Regions from separate parts of the Homo sapiens genome. Here region 1 is linked to region 2. Evidence: chromatin contacts called from ENCODE Hi-C or POLR2A ChIA-PET data. All regions are on one chromosome and are shown on one strand. Each heading gives the region's core, a stretch centred on a gene start or an enhancer-like site at or near the end of the contact. The rest is flanking DNA. Distances are from core to core; before and after follow the strand shown.

What was found. Hi-C counts contacts between places; a loop is a spot of excess contacts on that map. ChIA-PET counts read pairs that join two places held with the same protein, here RNA polymerase II (POLR2A). Pooled maps may share reads with other maps.
Region 1: a pooled map shows a loop between it and region 2 (2.2-fold over the local background). The contact joins two enhancer-like sites. A Hi-C loop is called at or near these places in 3 of 168 maps with a recorded cell type or tissue (GM11168 and heart left ventricle) and 3 of 50 pooled maps. POLR2A ChIA-PET finds 5 or more read pairs at or near these places in 2 of 52 experiments (B cell and endothelial cell of umbilical vein).

What each region holds. Positions count from the first base shown.
Region 1 is chr17:17,937,502-17,943,400 of GRCh38, forward strand. The region is part of intron 1 of TOM1L2 (target of myb1 like 2 membrane trafficking protein); the gene reads right to left. Among named protein-coding and RNA genes, the nearest start is that of TOM1L2, 32 kb to the right of the region's middle. RefSeq lists an enhancer at 1,429-1,518. Within about 2 kb of position 1,375, at least 2 of the 41 ENCODE cell types and tissues checked have a DNase peak (open chromatin) inside an H3K27ac peak, as active enhancers do.
Region 2 is chr17:17,661,630-17,666,931 of GRCh38, forward strand. No RefSeq gene overlaps it. Among named protein-coding and RNA genes, the nearest start is that of SMCR2, 13 kb to the right of the region's middle. RefSeq lists enhancers at 1,474-1,563, 2,054-2,193. Within about 2 kb of position 2,147, at least 4 of the 41 ENCODE cell types and tissues checked have a DNase peak (open chromatin) inside an H3K27ac peak, as active enhancers do.

The sequences.
Region 1 (5,899 bases), core at 125-2,624, 280 kb after region 2:
ACCAGATGAAACAAAGGTTCTTTCCTGCCTTTTTGTGTCACCAGTGGGGGAGGGCCTTTCCCAGTGATTGAGGACCCCAAGTCATGCAGGCTTTGCGTCACCTGCTGGTATCATGTGCTCTCAGCTCATGAGCAGCTTTCTAAGGCTGACAAACTGCTCAGCAATGACACACAGCCCACATGCTACAGTCTCTTTTCCTGCAGGCTGTAGGAATGAGAAAGTGCAAGGATAAATGACACTAAATAATGCAGAGGTGAACACCACTCATGCAAGAGCATAACAAAGTACATTTGAGAGAGCTGCACAGTGGAGGGGGGCATGTGGAAAGGTTAGCACTCCACACTGGGCTCCAAATCATAGCTCTTAAGCTTAAAGACAGCTCCCGCATTGGTCTCCTTCATGTCTCACCAGTCCACCTGCATCTGACACTGCCTAATAGAGAACCACACTCCATTCCTGCCACTCACAGAAAGGTCTCCACTGATGTCCACACAAAGGCTTGACTGGGATTTTGCCATACGGTGGCTCTGCTTTGGAGGGCTCTCTCCAGAACACAATGCCACCAAGAGCAGAGACCTCCCTCTGTGTTACTCCCTCTCACCCAGCGTGGTGCAATGGGAAGAGGAGAGGACCCAGGACTACAGGTAGAAATGAGAGGGAGGCAGTTAGATCCAATTAAGCAAGTCATTTTCATTTAACTGGAGAAGAGACCAACGTGGGATGTGCTGCCTATGAGATAATGAGTTTTCCATTACTGGAGGTATACAAGTCTGGGCGGGTAGCCACCTGGCAGGACGTTCTAGAAGGGGTGCCTGCTGTGCCTAAGACCTTGCCCTCAGCAACCCAGAGAGCTCCTTCTACCTCTTAGACCCTTGGTGCCTTTGATTTCACTGCAGTGGCCTGAAGCTGCCTTCTTCACTGGTAACATAAGGCTGACAACAGTCCCGCTCTGACTAGGATGTTCTATATAATAAATGACTACCAGGAGAGGCACTGGGGAGGAATACAGGAGCCACTCAATCCTCCACTAGAGAATGGAGTGACGACGTGCTCTGGAAAAAGCCAATGAGACTCAAGATAGGCATGAGGTTACAAATCTCTCCAGATTCCACTTCTACCCACATACTCATAAATGCACAGGGACGCAACCCAGCAGGCAGATAGTCACAAACCAATACTACCTAACCTTTACTGACTTATAATATCCTACATGCCTTAACTCATTACTTTATTTAATCCTCACCATGAGGCAAAGGTTGAAAGGGTTTTTTTTTTTTTTTAATATTTTGTAAAGAGGTCTTGCTAAAGTGACCGCCCCACCTTGGCCTCCTAAAGTACTGGGATTATAAGCATTAGCCACCACACCCGGTCTAGGTCGAAACTTATAATTCTCACTTTCTATACACTGGGGTGGGGCCGCCCAGAGAAGCTAAATGACTTGCCCAGACACACACACAGCAAGCAGTGGCACCTGGACTAGAATTCCATTCTGTCTGACCTCTGAACCCAAGTGTTTCACCAATAAGTTATAATGCAGCTACTCAGTAATGGGATGAAAAGGATAAAATGAAGAACCTTGATATACAGACAGCCTCTAAGTAATTTGTTTCTACCCATTACTGAAGTATCTTCCATCTGAATTAAACCTTTGCAAAGAGAGGCCAGCCCTCTCTAGTGTGACTTTCTCTCCCTAACAGTGCCTAACTTTTGGTGTTGAGACGAATACCAGGCAAAAAGTTGGCAGCTGGCTTTTAGAGTTGAAAAGAACCTTAACTTTCATCTGATGGGAGGCCTCCCAGATGGGCTGTGCCCAGCCACTGCCCACAGTCACCTCACTGTACTTGTGATAGACCTTAGCAGATTCTATTCAGTCTTAAAAAATATATGACATTATGAGACAACTAAAAATTTTGAACACTAGTTGGATACATGATAGGAAATTACATTTTAAAAGTACAATCACAGTATTGTGATTGTTTCTAAAATGAGTCATTTTCTTTTAGAGATACATATTGAAATATATGCTGAAATAATATGATTTGGGGGACTTACTTCAAAATAATATGGGCAGGGTATGCATATTGACAAAATCTAATAGGTCATGAGTTGATAATTGTTGAAGTTCTATAAAGGGTTTGTAGAAGTTCATTATACTATTCTACTTTTGCATGTTTAAAATTTTCTATAACACAAAGTTTAAAAAGTAAATTTGAAGATAAAATTGACACATTCAATATTCTTAGAGAAAAGTTAAACATAGGGCAGAGATTATAAATGTAATGAAAGTATAAGTAAGGGAAAGATTCAAACTCAATAAACACATTTGTTGAGTCCCCATTATGTAGGAGGCTCTGTAGTAGCCTCTACTTCCTCATCTATAAAATGGAAGTGTTAAGAATTCTGCTTTGGGCCAGGTGTGGTGGCTCATGCCTGTAAATCCTAGCACTCTGGGAGGCCAAGTCGGGAGGATCACTTGAGGTCAGGAGTTCAAGACCAGCCTGGCCAACATGGTGAAACCTCATCTCTACTAAAAATACAAAAACTAGCCAGGTGTGGTGGCGGGTGCCTGTAATCCCAGCTGCCTGAGAGGCTGAAGCATGAGAATCACTTGAACCCAGGAGGCGGAGGTCGCAGTGAGCTGAGATCACGCCTCTGCATTCCAGGCTGGGCGACAGAGCAAGACTCTATCTCAAAAAAAAAAAAAAAAAAAAAAAAAAGGAAGAAGAGTTCTGCTGCATAGGGTTGTTACTCAGATGAGATGAGCTTATACGGGTCAAGCACTGATAAGAGTGGCTGGCATATAGCAAGAGTAATCAATAATTGGTAGCTTTATACAACCCTATGCAATAAATACTATTAGAATCATTTTACAGATGAGGAAGATGAGGCTCAGAAAAGTATGATAACTTGTCCAAAAAGTCATGCTGCCAATATGAGGGAGAATTTGAATTTCAGAGTCAGCACTGCCCCCACCCAGCTCAGGGATGGACTCTGGCATGCCATAGCCAGGAGAGAGTCCTGTGGGTGCAGAGCATGGAGAAGTCAGGCTTTCAGGGAAGAAATGAGCTGTGACTCCTGAACAAAGAGCAGGAATAAGGTAAGCCTGAAAGAATGAAGGAAGAAAAGCACTCAAGACCCTCAGCAATGCCATTCCGATGAAGTTCAAGGCAAATTCTTTTCCTAATTAAAGGCTGGTCTCCACAGCTGTCATTGGGGTGACCTCGCTAATTCAAATAAATAGCCACAGGGTTTCAAAGGGAACAGTTTTAACTCTGCTTTCCATAATAAGGATTCTGGATTACAGCCCAAAGCTTTAGCTAGTTAAGTGTGTGGGTCAGTCTCATAAATTGTTTTCTTGGCTGGATCCCAAGAAAGCCAGACTGTCATTCGAGCAATGAGGTGATTGGTTTTGCATTCCTACCCAAAAAGGAGGCTTCTCTATGATGCTTGCAAATCATACTTGTAAGATTTGTACCATTGGGATTCTCAATCTTCTGCTAAAATCTGTTCTAGTGTTTTCTTAGGGGAAACTACACTTCTGAAGATGGCTGTCCAGAGATAGCACCCCAGAACAGAGCTACTGGAGACCATTTCTCCAGTGAACAGGTGGAAGGGTCATCTCAGTAAGAAAGGCTTCTACGTTTGCTAACTGCCCCTTCTCTGAGAACTTTGGGGAGGGGCTACTGGCCCCCTGAAGTTCCTGTTCCAACTCGAAATTCTTTTCCTTACATGATGGTTGGGGCACTACTGCTGAGCAATTCCAGAGGGCTTTGCAGGAAGTGGGCTTTCCAGAGGGAAGTGCAGGAAGAGGACTGGTCGCAGTCCAAGGATGGCACTTGTGTCCTGGCTCTGCCCTCGGATGACTATGGACGACTCCCTTATATGCTTGGCTTCCTTGTTTAAAATCTTGGTTTTAAACAAGTTTAAACTTCATGGCAGCAGGAAAACAAAACATATGTGAAAAAGCTAGACAAAAAGCTGAGAATCATCATTACGCTGACTCCCATTAAGCCAGAACTAGATCAGATCTTTTAGAATAGGGATTCCAAGCCACGAGGAGATATCCACGGGCAGTCTAAGTCTTCCCTGTGGGTCCCTCACCTGCCCGTCCCTAAAGGCAGAGTGGAACAATGGAACCAGCCAGGCAGTGAGTTGGTCAGGCCTGGGTTTGATTTCTGGCTCTGCCACATTTATTATCTTCCAATGATCCATTCTTAGCAATTTTACAGTGGAAATGGATACATAAGCCCTGTCCATGCCTCACTAACTCGGCTGACTGAAAAACAAAAATCCACAGATAACCTATGAACCTCATTTTGCCTTAAAGAGTTTCAGCCTCTAAGCCAGGCGCAGTGGCATGCACCTATAGTCCCTGCTACTAGGGAGGGAAGGTGGAAGGATCCCTTGAGGCCAGAAGGTCAAGTCCAACCTGGACAACACAGCAAGACCTCATCTCTAAAATACAAAAGTCTCAGCCACTTTCCCACAAAAACGTAGCACAAAAGAGCTGATGTGCATGAACTTTTTATTTGAATGTTCTGTTCTCTCTACTTCTCTCCATTACAGGGGCTTATGAGAACTAACAGCTCCTAAAACGAGAGGCAGAAAGAAGGCAGAAGATATGGACAAAGGAGTCTAAGGAAAATTTGTAATCCAGTTCACCAGCTTATAAAAAACCAGCACTAGCTGAAAACAGCAGACAAAAGTAAGGACCAGACGACCCTGATCTGCCTGACCCAAGATCAGCATGTTCTTTTTCACAAGGCCACATTGCAAGGTTCCATTAATAAATAGCAGTAATAAGGATGGGGGCCTTGGGGTCAGGCAGACCTGGGCTCAAACTCCTGGCTCTGTAATGTATTAGCCCCAAGATCTCAGGCAAGTTCATTAATCCTGGCTTTAACCCTCAATCATATCATATGTAAAATGGGGATTAAAAACTATATACTTCGCAGGATTACTATACTAACCAGAAAATCATATCAATTTAAAGGACATTTATAATACTAGTTACTAAGTATTAAGATCTTATTATGGGCCGATATGTATGGGCCGATATGTACACCTTCCCTTTTAAATCTCAAAACAACCCTATGAGGGAGGTATTATGTCCCCCATTTTAAAAAATGAGGCTACTTAGTAGGCTCAGAGTAAGTAATTTGCCCCAAAAGATACAGTGTTGGGATGAGAATGTGACTTGGGTTTGTCTGCTCCAAAGACTGTTCTTATTGTCATTACAATGGTACTATAAGCAGTCACATCAGCACGGTAGTTAGTATAGAAAAGGAAGCAGTCAGAATTCCAGGAAAGGCTTTTGCCAGCTTTAGTCGCGACAGCCCTGGGATGGGCCATCACCATTCCATTTTACAGATGAGAACTTGGGGCTCAGAGACATGAAGACTGTTAGAAGTAAACAAAAAGCTGTTTATCTTTTAGAGCCCTTTATCTATTTCAGTATTTATAAAGTAATTATTATAAAGTAATATGATGCCTGGAATCTGCTTCAAAATAATGCAGAGTGGGAGGGGAGGATGATTAGATGAAACAAGATTGGATTGGCCAGATGCTTAGAAGCTGAGTCATGGGTACACAGAGGTTCATTACACTGTTCTCCCAATTCATATCTATGCTTGAAATTTTCTATGATAAGAAAAAGCAAAAATAAAAAAATACTTCATCTCCTGGAGAAAGCATAAGGCAGAAGCAGGTCTCAAACTGGGGTATGTTCTGTCCCCAAATTCTGAGTCCTCTCCAATCCACTGTAACAGTCACTTTAAAAAACCCTTTCTTCTTTCCATCTTGATATGGGTCCAAAGTGCTGCTAATTAGAGCTAGGGAGTTAGGAAGGCAAAGCAGTCTCTATAGGGGTCAGATAGTGGCAGACCAGCCTGCTGCTGGG
Region 2 (5,302 bases), core at 897-3,396:
GTGAGCTGAGATCGCGCCATTGCACTCCAGCCTGGGCTACAAGAGCAAAACTCCATCTCAAAACAAAACAAAAACAAAAACATAAACAAAAAAGAAAATAAACTACTATATTCACGGCAAAGACAGATTAAGGACAAGGCAGTTGAAAATGAAATGACAGGACCTGAAGAAAAGTGTGTTTCCCAGAGCTGCTCTCACGAGCTCTCCGGGAGGTGGGAGGGTCACTCAGCCCCAAGCTTTGTGAGATGTTGGGTGTTGGTGTGTGGCCAGGTATATTTACGTATAATTTACATACAATTAAACTCATCAATTTTTAGCATACAATTCTATGGATTTTGACAAATGTGTCAAATCACATAACTGCCTCAAGCCCCCTTGTGGTCAGGTCAGCCTTTTCCCCATCCCCAGTTCCTGGCAACCGCTGATTAGTTTTCTGTCCCTATCATTTTGTCACTCCCGGAATGTCACATAATAGAATCCTGCAGCCTACAGCCTTTCAAGGCTGGCTACTTTTGCTCAGCATAATCCACTTAAGATTCACTGATATTTTTGTACGTACCAGTAGCTTGTTCCTTTTTTTTGAGACGGAGTTTCACTCTTGTGGCCCAGGCTGGAGTGCAATGGCACGATCTCAGCTCACTGCAACCTCCGCTTCCTGCGTTTAAGCGATTCTCCTGCCTCAACCTCCCAAGCAGCTGGGATTACAGGCATGCACCACCAAGCCTGGCTAATTTTGTATTTTTAGTAGAGACAGGGTTTCTCCATGTTGGTCAGGCTGGTCTCAAACTCCTGATCTCAGTGATCTGCCCGCCTTGGCCTCCCAAAGTGCTGGGATTACAGGCATGAGCCACCGCGCCTGGCCATTTGTTCCTTTTTATTGACAAATACTATTTCCTTGTCTGGACATACCGCATGTTGCCTCTCCATTCATCAGTGGATGAACAATGGGCTGTTTTCACCAGTGCACTTGCCTTGGAATCCACAAACTGCAAATGGCAGTGGCCTTGCCCATCCCACCCACACCGCTGCAGTGCGCGGCCTGCTCGTTGGGCCACAGATACATGAACCTCCACCTGCCTCAGGGCCTCTGCACTTACTGTTGCGATGCTTGCGATGCTCTTCCCATGACTCTGGCCTCCTTCCTCAGAACCTCTGCTCATAAGTCACCTCTCTGACCACCCTGTCCTCAGTTTCCACCCCATCACTCTCTGTGCCCTCCTCCTGCTGTTCCTTCTCCCAGCACCCACTGGAGTCTCTGGTTTTGTTTGCTTGTTTGTGTATTGTCCATCTCCCACCAGACTGGAGACTGGAGACCCTCAGCGGAGGAAGTCTCTGTTCATGGCTGTATCCCCAGGGCCTGACACAGAGTGGACTCTAAATATGAGTTGAGTGAGCAGCTGCTGGTACAGGATCACAGGAGGATTAAATGAAATAGCGAGTGTGAGTGCCCTTTGCAACCTGCTGTGCTTATTGAGGGGGAAACAGGCTGAGAAAGGTGCAGTGACCAACCCAGGGCCACCAGGTCAGAGCGATAGACACCCAGGCCTACACCCCTCCCTGGGCCACCCTCCTGTCCACCCTGCCTCAGGGCCAGCGTTCCTAAGGCACATTACACACACACACAGCCCACAGACACCCAGACCGCACACACAGCTCAACACCACACACAGACAAACGCCCTCAATGCAGACATGCCCAGCCTTGCACACACAGGAAGTCCACACACAAACACCAGCACACTGCCTTGAACACGCAGGAATAGCATTCACACGCCCATCCCCCTACACAAACACACAGGCCACACCCACACGCCAAAACACACCCCCAGCGTCAGACCTTGATGACTGACAGCCCAGGACTCCAGTGGGCTTGCGTCGCCATAACAACAGACGGCTCCGAGTCTTGGGCTGTGAGTGTGGTCGGGCTGTGAGTCACAGCTGCAGCAGACGCTCCGCAGAGCAGGAGCAGCCTGGCCCAGTGCGGACTCCCCAGTGCCAACCTCTTATGGACGCAGAGTGGACCCTCTCAGATGGGTGTGCAGTGTCCATTAGCATTACCCACAGGAGGGATGTGGCCCTCAGGTGTCCCCTGTGTGCCACACACTGGCGTGCGCCCAGAGCTTCACACACATTTTCTTGCTTAATCCTCGTGGTGTCCTCACCAAATCAGTGTGGCCAGGGAGACCATTTTACAGATGTTGAAACTGAGGTTCAGGTAGGGGAAGTCCCTTGCCTCACTCAGGTCACACAGTGAGTCACCACCAGGCCTGAAATTTGAATTCAGGTCTACTGAACCATGAAGGGTCCTCTTTCCACTGCCCTGAATCCAATCCAGGGGAGCTCCCAGCTGTGCACACCATTTCCAGACAAGAGCAATAGATTATCAGCTCTCACTTGCACCAGAGTTGGTTCTGCCCTTGTAGAGCTCCCTTGGTAGGTAGTGAGATCCCCATCATGAGCAGCATCCAAGCAGAGACTGTCATAGCTGCTATGGAGAAGCATCAAGTATCAGGGGACAAGGGGTTGGACCAGACGGCCTGGCTTTGAGTTGTAAATGACAAAAAAAATTATTGGCAAACAAAACAGGAATATAAAAGCTTCAGGAACAGCTGGATCCAGCTGTCAGATGTCATCAGGAATCTTCTTCTGGATTTCCCCTTCCTTGGGGTTCACTTTCTTCTCAGAATAACCTTCCCTAGCCTAGGGTAGACCTCACAGCTGCAGGCTTACATCGGTCGTGGCCCCCAAAAGCAAGCTTAATAGATGTTTGTCAGATGAATGCTAGAAGCATGATAAGGTTGCGGGTCTCAGTCTAAGTAAATCCCAACTTGACCTCTGGGAGTCACTCTGAGGAGGCGCAGTGCTCATTCCTGTGTGCCAAATCCCATCATCTCTCAAACGTCGTATGATTGAGTTAGATTGTACTATGCACTTCACAGACATTAACTCATGGAAATCCCAGGCAGCCCTATGCAGTGGTCACAATCTCCATCTCATGGACGGGGACACAGGGTCCCAAAGAGGCAAAGTGTGGTACCTGAGGTAGGGCTAGAGCCACACAGTGCCTTACCAGGCTGAGATCAGGAGGCCGTACCTCTGAACGAGGGCAGGACTGTTCTTCACAGGCAGCTTTCCTCCAAGGAGGCAGAGGACGGCACTGGCACGTTCACTCAGCAGCCAACATTGGCAAGCACCCACTCTACCCCGTGGCCCGGGGTGCCACTGCCCATGGAGCTTGGAGGTGCCAACTGCTGCCAGTGACCTTGGGTAAGTCATTTTGTGCTTGATCCTTGCATCCCCATCTGTAAATGGGCAGGTCACCCCACTCAGAGGGGCAGAACTCATGTCAGTGGTTGAACGCTTCTGGCAGTACAGCCCAATAGAACTTCCTATACCAGGTCCCACAGGGTGGCCACACACCGCTCCTGAACACCAGAAAGTGACTAGTATAATAATAACAATTTTAAAGGCCGGGCGCGGTGGCTCATGCCTGTAATCCCAGCACTTTGGGAGGCCAAGGTAGGCGGATCACAAGGTCAGGAGTTCAAGACCAGCCTGGCCAACAGAGTGAAACCCTGTCTCTACCAAAAATACAAAAATTACCCGGGTGTGGTGGCATGTGCCTATAGTTCCAGCTACTAGGGAGGCTGAAGCGGAAGAATCGCTTGAACCCGGGAGGTGGAGGTTGCAGTGAGCTGAGACCGCACCATTTGTACTCCAGCTTGGGTGATAGAGTGAGACTCTAAAAGAAACACACACACACACACACACAATTTTAAGTTTTATTTCTTTTAAATTGATTGAAATGTACCTAGCTACACGTGGCTAATGACAACCATATTGAGCAGCAAAGCTCCAGGGTTCTAGACAAACAGCAGATATTAATTTTGGTTTTGTTCTGTTTTACTAACCCCACCCCATGCTCCAGTGCAGGCAGCCTGGTCCCTAGCTTGTCTCAGAGAGCTTTGCTGGCCTCCTTTGCCAGACCCGGTGGCCAGACTCATCATGGCCTTGGGACCTTTGTGTGGCTCTGGAGAAGAAAGAAGCTCCCAATAATGGCTGAGATTCAGTTGCCCACCAGCCAGCAGGATAGGGGCTTAGAACAGGATGTAAGATGATTTAAAGAAAAAAAGGGGCTGGGCGTGGTGGCTCATGCCTGTAATCCCAGAATTTTGGGAGGCCGAGGAGGGTGGATCACTTGAGGTCAGGAGTTCGAAACCAGCTTGGCCAACATGCTGAAACCCCATCTCTACTAAAAATACAAAATAATTAGCCGGGCGTGGCAGCCGGCGCCTGTAATCCTAGCTACTTGGGAGGCTGAGGCAGGGGAATCGCTTGAACCCGGGAAGTGGAGGTTGTAGTGAGCCGAGATCACACCACTGAACTCCAGCCTGGGTGACAGAGTGAGATCCATCTCAAAAAAAAAAAAAAAGAAAAAGAAAAAAGGAAGCTGGCTGTTTCTGGCACACCTGGGTTTTCCACTGGGTCTATACCAGGTGCACAAGTGCCTACTCCCCACCTCTATACCCGCACAACCCACCACGTGGACATGCACCAAACACACCCCCCAGCTGTGTGTGGACACAAGCAGCCAACACATGCTCTGTGGCTTACTCCTCCCATGCTCCTGGGCCTGGGCTGAGGGTCCAGCAGTTCACAGAACATCCACGTGGTCTGGGCTTCCAGAGCCTGTCCATCCTCCATCCCCTCTACCTGCCCAGGATCCCCGGGCCCCTGCTGGCCTACAGGAGTAAATGGCCACCTGCACACCCTACACACTCACGCCCAGCTCTGGATGGACATGAGGCAGGGCGAGGTCTGGGCGGTAGCCAGGAAATCCTAAGCTGTGAGTGTTCGTTCCCTGTTGCTGCTGTAAAGAGTTACTACACATGTCGGGGCTTAGAACAGCAGAAATGATTCTCTTGCAGTTCTGGAGACTGGGTGTCCAAAATCAGTATCACTGGTCTCGAGTCATGGCGTCTGTGGGGCTGTGCCCCCTCGGAGGCGCCAGGGGAGAACCTGTGCAGGGCCCCTTGCAGCCTCAGCCAGCTGCCCTGGTGATCCCTGGCTGTGTTTGCATCACTCTGGTCTCTGCCTCGGTGGCCGCGCAGTCTCCTCCTCCGTGCTTGTGTTGTCGAGTCTCCCTCAGCCTCTCTCTGTTGTGGACACTAGGGACAGCATTTAAGGAACCCCTAGATAGCCCAGGATCATCTCCTTATCTCAAGACCTTTAACTTTGCACATCTGCAGGAGCCCATTTTTTGGCTGTAAAGGGGACACCCACACGTTCCAGGGATGAGGACC